Regions from separate parts of the Homo sapiens genome. Here region 1 is linked to region 2. The links are chromatin contacts, found by Hi-C or POLR2A ChIA-PET in ENCODE. All regions are on one chromosome and are shown on one strand. The core of a region is the stretch at or near the end of the contact, and the rest is flanking DNA. Distances in the headings are between cores, read along the strand shown.

Region 1 (2,971 bases), core at 322-2,821, 280 kb before region 2:
TTCAAGCCGAGGGAGCTTAGACCATGTGTCTGAGGCAGCCAAGGATCTCCAGAGAATATACTCTGAGCTGATTGATAAGGATACCCAGGATTTTTTTCAGGAGGGTCAAGGAAGGTGTGAGTGGTCAGAGGTGGGGAGAGGGTTTAGAAAGGGATTTGCGGCCTGGCATCTGTCTCAGGAGACTCAGGCTCCTACACACCTGGGCATACTCTGGAAACAACAGTACTGTAGTTCTGTGTGGCTGGAGGGTCACATTGGCCTGAAGGAGGGGCAAAGGGAAGGGCGTGCACCTTGAAGCTTAAGGCCAGATCACCAAGGCCTTTTCAGTTGAAATTGGGTTTTTTACACTTTATTCTGTGAATGAAACAGAGCTGTTAAAATATTTGAGCCTGGTGTGTTAGAAAGATGAAAAGGGGCCCCAAGGGGGCTGTTGTGGGGAGTCCCTCCTCAACCCCTGGGCTGTTCAAGGTCCTCTGTCTTGGCACTGAGTGGTCAGGTCGTTTCTGCTCCAGGCTGGGAATTGTCTTAGGGCAAAGACATTGTCTCATTTGCCAGTGCATCCCTGCAGCCTGCAAACCCCCCGGTATACAGCAGGGACTGTATACTGGCAAGCAGAATGCTGGGCACCAAGAACTTGAGGCCAGGGACTGTAGAATAGAAAGCGAACCTTTAATTCTTCCCCAGCGCCGCCCCTGGCACAGAGCTGGTAGGTGTTCAGCCAAAGTCTGACCCAACCATAAGGAGGTCAGAGAGGTCCTGGGCCCAAACTCAATCCCAGCGAGGTTCATTATAGGCAGGTGAAGGAGAGGTGATTGTAGCAGCTTCTGTTCAGCGACTGCTGTGTGCCAGGATTCACACCTATTGTCTTATGCCATCTCCCCAACAGCTCCTAAATTGGAATTATTGTCCCAGTTTTCCTGATGAGGAAACTGAGGCTCAGAACGGTTCTTGGTAACTTGGCCAAGGTCACACAGCCAGCAAGTAGGTGGGCGGTGGCACAAGTCAAAGCCTACTGGCCTGCCCCTCTACCTCGGGAGGCAGTGCGACGCCTACTCCATTTGTGTGGCTGCTGGGGTTGGGGGGCATCCCGCACTGGGGTGCGGGGCCCGGGGAAGGCGGCTAGCCGCCGCGGCTCGGCGCAGCTCCCAGGTTCGGAAGTTACGAAGTTTCCGTGCATTTCGCTAGCCTCCCAGCGCAGCTCGTCTCCGCTCCGCCGCAGTTACGCCGCTAGCGCAGCGGGGCTCAGGTGCTGCAGCGAGCGGGGGCCTGGGGCCGGGAGGAAGGCGGGGACGCAGTTTACGTAAGCGTCCGCTGGCAGGTGCATAAGGCCGCCGGCGGCGAGTGCTCCCTGCGCGCTCCCAGGTGCGCACTTGGCGCAGGCGGCGGCACAGCAAGGCGGCGGCGGGCGCTGGCCGGCGCTCTCAGGTGCGGCAGGACGCGCGTGGAGGGGGCGCGCGGCGAACGAGGGGGCGGGCTTTCCGTTCCCCAGCAGCCGCGGGGCCCGCCCCCTGGCCTGGCCAATGGGCGCGCTCGACGGTGTCACGTGCTCGCTGCCGCCGCTGCCGCCGCCGAAGCGGAGACCGGAGCCGCGAGCGCCACCAGGGCAGCAGCCGCCGCAGCCGCCGCCGCTGGGCAGAGGAGCCGGAGACGCGAGCGGGCGAGGTGGCGGCGGCGGCGGAGCGGGAGCGGGTACCGGGCGCGGGCAGAGCGCGGCGGCGCGGGTAGGCTCCGGCGGCGGGGCGGGCGCCTGCGCGGCGGGCCGTCCCGGGCGGGCGGCGGTTAAGGCGGCGGTTGAGGCGGTTGGCGGAGCCGGCCCGGGCCCCGCATTGTTTGTTGTGCGTCCTTAGCAGCGGCGGCGGCGGTGGCGGCCGAGGCGGAGAGCAGGGAGCAATCCCGGCCCCGCGGCTCCGGCATTGTGGCCGCCGCCGCCGCCGCTGCGGTGCCCCGGCCGCTTCGGGCAAGGGCAGCGGGCAGCCTTCCTCACCTTCGCGGGGACGGGGTCCCGGCCGATCAGGGGAGGGCGTGGGCAGGGTTGGGGGACGCGGTGCCGGGAGGTCTTCCGGGACGGAGGGCTCGGGGCTCGGGGCAGGTGTTGGAGGACATTGGGGGCAGGAGCTGGGGAGAGGCTTCGGGGGGCAGGCGGAAGGTGTGGGCAGATTTGGGGGTAAATAGGGGTGCAGAGGGATCCGGCCCAATGGAGGAGGAGAGCCTTCAGGCAGGTTTGGGGGGCCCCCTGGGCCAGGCGAGTGCGAGATGGAGGACATTCCGTCCGGTGGGGGGGGGCACTATATTGTGGGGTTCAAGAGGGAATGAGGGGGCTTTTGGGGAGGGCAGGGACGAGTGGGGTGGGAATGGAGGGAGAAGACTGGGGACTCGAGCAGGACTGGAAGGAGCGCTGCGTGCCAGGGGCAGGGAGTGGGGCGGGTATTAGGAAGGCCACCGGGACGCCCGTGAAGGGGAACGATGGAGGAGGGGGTCGGGGCAGGGGGAAGTGAGGGCAGGCAGGGAGCGCCTGAAAGGGAGGGAGGGGAGCAGGGTGCCTAGGCTTCTGGGGTGATAGGGAAATGAAGGGTAGGCCCAGGGGCTCCAGGAGACCTGCGAGGGGTGTGAGGGAGTGTGTGGCCAGGTGTATAGGGGAGCCTGCAGGGAGGCGGGAGGGGGTTGACATGTAAGGATAAAAAGGCAGGTATCTGGTGCTCAGGGAAGAGGAGTATGGGGTGGAAGGGGGAAGTTCATTGGGGCAGAGACTTAGTTTGAGGGCTTGCAGAGAGAGGTGGGGACAGTAGGAGAAGGGTGATGGGGATGGAGAGCAGGAGGTGTGTGGGGCATTTAAAGGATAGCGGGAGAAGTGCGTGAAATGGAGGGTGTTTATGCAGGAAGTATGGAAGAAGGTGGGATCAGCAAGAGAGGGAATTTTGAGGTAGGACGGAGGGTGAGGGGTTCTTGGCAAGTGTTGGAGGACGTTAGGGGC
Region 2 (2,956 bases), core at 102-2,601:
ATTCTTTGAAAACCTCAATGATTATTTCTGCAGATAAATTTCCATACATATTACAGAATTACTGGATAAGAGGAACTACCTTTGACAAGTTTAAATCTGACAAACCAAGGTATATTTTGCTAGGATTTCATACATCTAAAGTACTGTTGTGTTAACCTAATATATTTAGGTATAATAATTATTTTGGTATAATAATTATTTAGGTATAATATTTAGATAAAATAAATATTTAGGTATAATAGTAAGTATATAATAGGTTTTATATAATAATAGGTATATAACTATTACATAATTTATATGTATAATATATAATTATTATTATACCTAAATAATATATATTAACCTAATATATTTAGGTATATTGATCATTATACTTAAATAATATATTTAAGTTAACATAACAGTATTTATTATAAACCAGAAATTCAGCAAAGCCATGTAGCAAAAGGAGAACAAAGTCCTAACAAATGTGAAAAGCAAATCTGACCATCCAGGGATTTTCTGTAATAGCACTTTGTCAGTATTAACAAATAGAACAGAGATGTTTATGATCATTCTACCTTGAATATGCCTGATTTCAGAAGGAAGGGAAGTTATACTGATACTTCTGAGGGATCTTAATCTTTCCTATTTAATAATTAGAATTTACAGACCAAAACTACATAAATATTTTCAATAAAGAAAAAAAGGCCAGGCATGGTGAATCATGCCTATAATCCCAGCACTCTGGGAGGCCCAGGTAAATGGATCACTTGAGGCCGGGAGTTTGAGACCAGCCTGGCCAACACGGCGAAACCCTGTCTCTACTGAAAAATAGAAAAAATTAGCCCGGTATGGTGGCAGATGCTTGTAATCCCAGCTACTCAGGAGGCTGAGGCATGAGAATTGCTTGAACCTGGGAGACAGAGGTTGCGGTGAACCGTGATCGTGCCACTACATTCCAGCCTTGGTGACAGAGCAAGGCTCTGTCTCAAAAAAAAAAGAAAGAAAATATATTTAGTTTAAAGGTTGCTTAACAAGGTAAAAAACTACTTAAAATTATACAGATTATAATTTTCACTTTGCAGGGCAGGAAGGTACATTGCAGGAAGGACTACCTCACAGCATTGCTTTGAGAATAGAAATAGTCAGGAATGGTTGGCTCATGCCTGTAATCCCAACACTTTGACAAGCTGAGACTATCACTTGAGACCACGAGTTCAAGACCAACCTGGGCAATGTGGCAAGACCCCATCTCTAGAAAAACTTAAAAAAAAATTAGCCAGACATAGTGGCATGCATCCGTGGTCCCAGCTACTCAGGAGGGCGAGGTGGGAGGACTGCTTGAGACCAGAAGGCTGAGGCTGCAGTGAGTCATGTTTGTACCATTGCATTCAAGCCTGAGCAACAGCGTGAGGCGTATCTCAAAAAAAAAAAAAAAAGAGAGAGAGAGAATAGAAATCTATCTAATTAGAAAGCATAGAGCACAATGAGTCATACTTTACTCCTCAAAGTTTAAGCTGCACTGTACACTAAATTGGCCACCAGATGGCATGACAATTCCAAAGTCTGAAGAAAGACTAAAAATTATCAGTTTTTCTAATAATCTAATAAACCAATCACTGTGCTTAATTTAAAAGCAAAATATTAGAAATATTCATATTTTTATATAACTTCATTTTACCAATTTAATGAGGTAGTCATGGAGGAAACAGACTTCTACATGCAATTACTGATTATAATACAATCATTTTGGGACATGGGCTGTAATTTTAAAAACATCAAGTCATCTTGCAACCATAAAATTTTAAAGTGAGAAAGGGTTTTAGAGTCTAGCCACCTCATTTAATAAATGAGGAAACTACTGACAGATGTAAAGAAACTTGGAAATGGGGACACTGTTAATAGTAACAATAATTAAACTAAAGCTAAGTTTTGACTTCTATTCCATGGTTCTTTCCACCACTCAAAGGATTATCATTATATTTAAAAATTAAAATCAGTCACTTCTAACCCTACAAAAGATTAGACTTCAGACACAGACCTTATTTCTCCCCTTCCAATGTATGCAGATAACTTTACTGGGAAAACTTGACTTGAAAAGGCTTAAGATTTTTAGATTATTAATATAAGTAAATCAACCAACTAAAACAAGCAAATACAATCAGCAAAACAAATATAGCTACAAATCCAGCTGACTAAGCTTTGGCCATATATATATATATATATATATATATATATATATATATATTTTTTTTTTTTTTTTTTTTTTTTTTTTGAGACGGAGTTTCGTTCTCGTTGCCCAGGCTGGAGTGCAGTGGCAGGATCTCGGCTCACTGCAACCTCTGCCTGCCGGGTTCAAGCGATTCTCCTGCCTCAGCCTCCCAAGTAGCTGGGATTACAGGCACCCACCACCACGCCCGGCTAATTTTGTATTTTTAGTAGAGACAAGGTTTCTCCATGTTGGTCAGGCTCATCTCGAACTCCCGACCTCAGGTGATCCGTCCGCCTCAGCCACCCAAAGAGCTGGGATTACAGGTGTGAGCCACAGCGCCTGGCGGTTTGGCCATATTTTTGTGAGCAGTTAGCCACTTGGTATCTGACTAAAAGAAGGTAGCAACATGTTCCCAATATGACAATTTTTTTAATTGCTTTAAAATTCTTCAAACTTTGCCTCTGTTAAATTTATGTATTTATATGCCTTTATCATCCAGATTTTTTTTAAAAGCCCTCCCTTTAAAAGCCATCATTTTATGGTATGAAAGTTATAATCTGACCTAGAATTTCCCCTGAACCACAGCATGTTAATACATGAATAAAATAAGATTCCCTACCTAAAATAACCTTTACCATCATCTTCTTTTATTTCTAAAGACACAGAGAAGGTAAAGATGTCACTGTCAGGAGTCTGGGGTGCAGCAGTGGCTGAAAGTGGGGTCTGCTTGGCAGAACGGCGGAAGGCAGTGGCAAAACTGTA

Evidence for each region. Hi-C counts contacts between places; a loop is a spot of excess contacts on that map. ChIA-PET counts read pairs that join two places held with the same protein, here RNA polymerase II (POLR2A). Pooled maps may share reads with other maps.
Region 1: a loop to region 2 is called in a pooled map, with 5 times the contacts of the local background. The contact joins the promoter of STRBP here to the enhancer-like site in region 2. A Hi-C loop is called at or near these places in 9 of 50 pooled maps. POLR2A ChIA-PET finds 5 or more read pairs at or near these places in 3 of 52 experiments (GM12878, HepG2 and MCF 10A).

Annotation. Positions count from the first base shown.
Region 1 is chr9:123,267,186-123,270,156 of GRCh38, reverse strand. It overlaps STRBP (spermatid perinuclear RNA binding protein), which reads left to right and starts at 1,571. Exons shown (of 19, transcript NM_018387.5): 1 at 1,571-1,721. RefSeq lists silencers at 1,146-1,625, 1,796-1,845 and an enhancer at 1,245-1,745.
Region 2 is chr9:122,990,071-122,993,026 of GRCh38, reverse strand. It overlaps RABGAP1 (RAB GTPase activating protein 1), which reads right to left. Exons shown (of 26, transcript NM_012197.4): 6 at 2,814-2,956. Among named protein-coding and RNA genes, the nearest start is that of GPR21, 42 kb to the left of the region's middle. Within about 2 kb of position 1,351, at least 2 of the 41 ENCODE cell types and tissues checked have a DNase peak (open chromatin) inside an H3K27ac peak, as active enhancers do.